Regions from separate parts of the Homo sapiens genome. Here region 1 is linked to region 2. The links are chromatin contacts, found by Hi-C or POLR2A ChIA-PET in ENCODE. All regions are on one chromosome and are shown on one strand. The core of a region is the stretch at or near the end of the contact, and the rest is flanking DNA. Distances in the headings are between cores, read along the strand shown.

What was found. Hi-C counts contacts between places; a loop is a spot of excess contacts on that map. ChIA-PET counts read pairs that join two places held with the same protein, here RNA polymerase II (POLR2A). Pooled maps may share reads with other maps.
Region 1: a pooled map shows a loop between it and region 2 (5-fold over the local background). The contact joins two enhancer-like sites. A Hi-C loop is called at or near these places in 7 of 50 pooled maps. POLR2A ChIA-PET finds 5 or more read pairs at or near these places in 8 of 52 experiments (BJ, GM12878, H1 and 4 more).

The regions. Positions count from the first base shown.
Region 1 is chr11:14,413,267-14,416,787 of GRCh38, forward strand. No RefSeq gene overlaps it. Among named protein-coding and RNA genes, the nearest start is that of RRAS2, 56 kb to the left of the region's middle. Within about 2 kb of position 2,070, at least 5 of the 41 ENCODE cell types and tissues checked have a DNase peak (open chromatin) inside an H3K27ac peak, as active enhancers do.
Region 2 is chr11:14,269,550-14,272,869 of GRCh38, forward strand. No RefSeq gene overlaps it. Among named protein-coding and RNA genes, the nearest start is that of RRAS2, 88 kb to the right of the region's middle. Within about 2 kb of position 1,867, at least 5 of the 41 ENCODE cell types and tissues checked have a DNase peak (open chromatin) inside an H3K27ac peak, as active enhancers do.

The sequences.
Region 1 (3,521 bases), core at 820-3,319, 140 kb after region 2:
GGGACATGCACGTGTTATTATAATTTCTCATTTTTATTATTCTCTCTGGAGTCCCATTCAGCTCTAACCTTCTTTAAATCTCACTAGTTTTGAGGTCTGTGATGTTTTTCAGAGTAGCTGCTTTTTGGACTCACTCTCTGGGAGGCTGTAATTGGAGGTCCAGCCACTGGGGGGATTCCCTGGGACATCCACCATGAGCCAAAGCAGCAGGAAGAAGATTTGGGCCTGGCCTGCCCCTCCCACACATTTGTCAGCATTGGCTCCAAGAACTCAGATTCCTTTCCCATTCTGTTTGGGCTCAGCTAAATTAGAAAGACCAAATCTGTGACTTAAGGAATTACTTCATGCAGAATTTTCAAAATTTCAGTCATTCATGTGCCTCCTTCACAGTTTTAACTGCATTTCCATACCGCCCACACAGAGGCTTACTTAATATTTTCAGCTCTTTCAAACATTTTTAATGTTCAAATTAAATTGGATCACTCTTTGCTCAAAAAATCAAACAGCCTCCCATTACAGAGTAAATTTCGGAGCTCTTACCGCAGTCCACAAGGCCCCATGTCATCTGGCCCCTGGCTACTTCTCTGACCTCATTTCTGCCATTCATTCAGTCAGCCACACTGACCTCGTATTCTTGGAACATTCCAAGCAAGCTGCTACCTCAAAGCCTTGGCTCAACCTACCTAGAATGCTTCATTCCTCACACATCATTCCTCAGAAGGGCCTTCCCAGGCCACCCTATATAAAATATAAAATAGCAGCTCTGTTTGGTCTTCCAAATAAGTTTTAGAATCAGCTAGAAAAATTAAACACACACACACACACACACACACACACACACACACACACATTCAGAATATTGATTGGGATTGCATTAAATTTCTAGAATAATTTGGAAGAACTGACATCTTTATCATATTGAGTTTTCTTCCCATCCATGCTGGATCTTATTTGTTTAGGTTTTACTTTATAGTTTTCATTAAAATTATATAATTTTCTTGATAAAGACTAGGCGTACATCTTTTATGAGATTTATTTCTACACGTAAACAATGTTGTTGCTTTTGAAAGGTTATCTTTTAAAACATTATATAGAAAGTGCTTGCTATAATCCTGTTTTTATTTTTAATATTATTTATTTATGCCCTCTCTTCTTTTCTTCATGGTGAGTCTTACTGGTATCAGAGGGATGTTAAAGAACTACTAGCACCTAATGGAGACATTCTTCTTGATATAATCAAAAGTATTGAAAAGGAATGAAAAAGGGGGTAATTAAATATTCTTTAATGCTGATATTCATGTGGAAACTTAAAATTATTTTCTGTCCTACCAATGCTATATGACTTCCATACGGGGAAACATTGATTTATTAAATGTCATAACCACATTGAAATGCCTTTAGGGCTGTCAGTTGCTTTGGCTCACCTCTAGGGCCTGTCTTTAGCTCGGGAGTAACAGAAGGATCTGGGTTAGGAGACATGGGTGTGAAAGGTATCCCAGAGAAGAGGGGGATCCTAGAGTCTGGATAAGCTGGGAGGCCCCCTCTCAACACCCCATAGAGATGTGCTGTCTCTATGAGAAGTTGTTCAAACAGAGGGGTTGCCTAGGGCAAGGATCGGAGGTGGAGGGAGCAGGGGGTGGCACAGGCTTCCCTCCCTTTCCCCACCAAAGACTCAGGCTCTGGGTGTGAAGCAGGAAATGGGGTCTTCTTAGAATTGTTGAGGTTTCCTGGAAGCCTGTGAGGGCTGAGACCATCTGGCTTTCTAAAGTTCACTTTCTGGTGGAGGAGGGACCCCTATCTGGGGACATAGGCTCACTAGTTATAGATACTGAGGCCCTGGGGGTACAGATGCTGGACTGGAGGAAGAGGCTGTTAGCCCTGGACTCTTCCAGTCTCCACTGCTATTTACCCATGACCACACACTCCCTGTCCTCTGGTCAGTCTTTGCAGCCTGTGCTTGTCAAATCAAACTATGTGTTCTGGGAAATATGAGCATTTTAAGGCTCCGCCTTATCTGATAAACCCTTGAACTGAAGAAGGCAGGAAGCCACAGGCTCCTGGGTGGGCAGTACCTACCTGGGGTTACCCCCGACCTCAGAGGGGAAGGCAGCTGTTCTGAGTCATCAAGTAAGCCTAACAACTAACACCCACTTACACGTTCACATCATCAGAGAGGGAGGCGAAGGCCAAGTTGAATGCCTGGAACGGGGGCACTGAGAAGAGCAAAGGCTTTGGGATGACAGGGCCCAGGTTCTAGTTCTGGCTCTTCCACCTCCTAGCCATATCTATTAGATAACCTCTCTCAGTCTCTGAAAGCCCAATAACACCATGGTGCAATGCGATCCCACTAAAAAAAATTGTAGGCTAGGTGCAGTGGCTCACACCTGTAATCCCAGCACTTTGGGAACCTGAGGCAGGAGGATCACTTAAGGTCAGGAGTTTGAGACAAGCCTGGGCAACGTGGTGAAACCCCATCTCTACTAAAAATACAAAAATTAGCCGGGCGTAGTGGCGTACTCCTACAGTTCCAGCTACTTGGAAGGCTGAGGCAGGAGAATCGCTTGAACCAATGAGGCAGAGGTTGCAGTGATCCCAAACTGTGCCACTGCACTCTGGCCTGGGAGACAGAGCCTTGCTAAAAAAAAAAAAAAAAAAAAAAAAAAAAGTAATATTTTGTAAGCTCATATGAATTTTATAATTAAGAAAAGAACAATGGTAACAGTTTATTGTAAAGTGCTAGACAAATACATATTTTCTATTGTTATTTTTATCATTGTTCCTTTGTCCAGTCCTACAGTCAGAAAATATCACATAAGAAAACAATGCCTTCTTACATGTCCCTTACTAGAGGCAGACAGATTTTAGGGTGGGAGTGGTATGGGAGAAAGCAGAGGCTTTTCTCTTAAAATTTAAAAATATTCATACTAAAGAGGACTTCAAAGAGGTTACAAACCCAGGGCCAGGCACAGTGGCTCACATCTATAATCTCAGCTCTTTGGGAGGCCAAGGTGGAAGGGTCACTTATGCCCAGGAGTTTTAGACTAGCCTTGGCAACACAGCAAGACTCCATCTCTACAAAAAATAAAAAATTAGCCGGGTGTGGTGGTGTGGGCCTGTAGTCCCAGCTACTCAGGAGGCTGAGGTGGGAGGATCACTTGAGCCAGGGAGGTCGAGGCTGCAGTGAGCCATGATCACACATCTGCACTCAGCCTGGGTGACAGAGTGAGACCCTGTTTCAAAAAAAAAAAAAAAAAGAGGATACAAATCCGGGAAGCCATGGAATGGTAGACATGGAAGCACCTACAGTAATACACTCCGTATGGATTTCTCAAACACGTATGTAAAAACATAAATGAAGTTCTCAAAAAAATGAGATGTCCTGTCTTAAATATTTGCAGGATATAAGGGTCACTCAGCTCTTTTAGCTTTATTTGAACACAAAATATTTAATATTTTGCATGTAGAGAATAAGAGGTAGTCAGCATGAAAAGGGAGAAGAAAAAGATTTGCAATCAATGCTG
Region 2 (3,320 bases), core at 617-3,116:
GGGCCATGTTCATACCACTGCACTCCAGCCTGAATGACATAGTAAGACTCTGTCTCAAAAAAAATCAGAAAGCTCAAGACCTGTAGAAAGGCCTCTCCTCAGCTTATAATGGAATCTGACCATTAAAAGAGCTCAGCTTTGGAAGTTCAGCTACAAAGGAGCTAAATATTTATTCCCTAACGATAGACTCTGTTGTTCAAACAAACAAACAAAAAAAACTAAACATTAATGTTTAATCCTTAATTATAACATAGACTCAAGGAAGACACAGTCATTTCCTCTATTTTGTTATGTGATGCTATCAATTTTAATAAGAGAATGATTCATGTTGTTCTTCATATTGCCCAATGTAGGGAGAATGAATAAAAATAAATCCCTTTTGAAAATGAGATGCAGTAACAAATTATAAATAGCAGCCGAATGCTAATTAGCATGAAGCTAATTCTTCAATTTACATCCTTTGAAATCTGAAAGCAAAAGATCTACACTAAAATGTCAAATTTAAATAATGACATCCTGCTTTAGAAACCCTGTTGGTTCAGAAGGCTTCACATGCTCTGTAGGGTGGAGAGCAGAGGCTGTGTCATGGTTCAGTACCACGGACCTAGGTTCAAACCACTGCTGCACCTGAGTACCCATGAGGGTTGGGGCCAGTTATTTTACCTTTTCTGGCCTTAGGCTTCGACACAAACTCTCTCCTACTAGCAGACACCTCTACTCCACCTCCACAATTTAGACAATTCTTACACGTGGGTCTTGATGGTATCCTGTTGTAGGACTCATTGAAAGCCAACTGCACTCCACCCAACCCTCACTTCATAAATAAGTAAATGCATGCACTGTGTGAAGCTGGTTTGGGTTGCATTTCTGTCACTTATAACTGAAAATGTCATGACAAATAAAATATGCATGCATAATTTTACAGTTATCAGAGCAAAATGAAATTTGTCTTCACTTAACATTCATAATATTCATAATGTCTTAACATAAGATAGCACTCATTAACATTTTCTCATACTGTTCTAAATACTCCTAGTCTTTATAACTGATTGGTAATAGTTCTCATATTTTAAGCAGTTGCATGTTTAAGCAATTTTTCTTTACCTCAAATAATCTGTAAGTATTCACAGAAGGGAAAAGGGTGAAAACATCTTATTCAAGTCTACTGACTCCAACACCTGGAGTTGGTATAAACATAGTCCCTCTTTTTCTAGTGTTGGAATGTAACTGTTACTCAGTGGTTCTAACCTGGAATCACTAGCCTACAGAGGAAGTCAAAAGCGCCACCTGTGAAAAACACTCGACTCTCCTGCTCCCTTCCCCACTACACTAGTGCTGCCCAAATCAAGACCTGCAGCCTGATAAGATCCACAAATGAGATAAAGAAACTGAAAGCAAGTGTTTAGAAACTCTTAATTTGACACTGCCATGATATACAGGAGAATGATTATTTTCCAAATAATTCATTTTTTATAACATTTAGAAAAGTATCAGTCCACAACACTGGAGACTAACAATCTTTTAACCTGGCCCTCCAATGCAGATAAGTCTTGAGAAGCTGCACTGTGCCACTCTCCCCCATCAGAGAGGCATGTGCTAGAGTCTGCGAACTAGGTTTCTAAATTTCTCAAACGCTGAAGGATCCAGGTGTGAATACATAGTTCCAGATCTGCATACCTCCCTATCTGTGATTAAGTAACTTGCAGTGGCTTATTCTTATTCCTCTAACCTCCTACCCTGTAAAACAAGATAACTTCCCCATCTTGCCCTGCTTTTGCCACAGAATTTCTCAAAATAGCCCACACTTACTTCCTCCACATCCTTAGCCTCCAATCACACCTCAACTCACTATCATCTGGTTTCCACAACCAGAAGACTGAAATAAATCTAAGGAAGTCATCAGCAACCGCACAAGACCAGTGCAGCCTCTCACTCCCCCATCCTCTGCACAGCACTCAATGCTTTCCACCACCTCCGTGGCTTCCTTCACAAAACAGCCTCGTGGTTCTCTCCAGTTTCTGGCTACTTCTCTTGGCTTTTTGCTGCCTCTTCATCTTCTACCTCCCATGTTTGTTTTCCCCAAAGTTTTACCCTTGGACCCTCTCCTCAAACACTCTCTTCCTGGAGGATATTACCCATTCTTATCTCCTCAATCACTAAGCTCAAAAGAGACAAATTTCAAATCTGCATTCCTAGTCCGAGCAGCCTCTTTTGACCTCCAATTCCCATTCCCCATTCCCAAATGCCTCCTGGACTAACCCTGTATGGGATTGTCACATAAATTTCTATCACTAGAGAGTTGCCTATACTCCTTATTTTAATTAATAGCACCACCACCTTCCTGGTCATCCAGACAGTATTTTGGAGACTCAAACATCACTTGGATATCCCTCCAGTGTTCAGTCTCCTTCTCCCCATGTCACTGCAGTTCAGGTCTTCATTGTCTCTCTTTCTGAAATCATCCATTCATCAAATGGCTTTTCAGCACATGCCAGGCAATATAAACACAACAGACGTGATTCTGCCCTCACTGAGTTTATAATACTAAGAGAACAGATTCCATGATTCCAACAACCTCTATCTGACCACCAAATTTGCACTTCTCTGCCATTATGCTACCACTAGATTAGATCCAGGCACCTCCTGTTCAGAATCCTTGGCAGTTTCCCATTATACACAGAAGGGCCATCCTATTTAAAGCCCTCCACAACCTGATCCCAGTCTATTTTATCATATTTTTTTCCCATTGCATGTAGAATCTTTTTAGGCCAAGGTTCCAGTCCAGAATACACCCTGCATTCTGCCAACTCTGGGCCTTTCTCATCTTTCCACCCTCACTCTTCTCTCCTCTCCATCTCAAATCCTACCAATCCATCGAGCTCCAGCTTAAACACCAATTCTAATTAAGAAGTTCCCTCAGATTTTCCAGGAGAAATATATGCTACAATCCCTTCTGCTGGACAACACTTTTTGAATGCTTTTCCTACTCTGCCTTGAAAGTGGGTCCCAGCATTTGTTTTTATCACTCTAAAACTTCCTGCACTAGACTCTGAGTAATTTGAAAAAAAAGGAAAATCTCCACATTTATCCATTTCCCCAGAATGCCTATTACTGCCATGCACAAAAAAAAAAAAAAAAAAAAAACATGCTCAGTCAAGTATTTTTAATTAAAATACCTTTTGCTAAAAATTACTTTGAAATTTTAGAAGCAATCACTGGTTAAATACCCTTAAGTGATTAAGTGATGTGTTTGAAAAAGACCATTTGATTATCATCTCCTTCTATTTACCTGCCAGTTATCTGGAGGTTGTTTGCTTTTT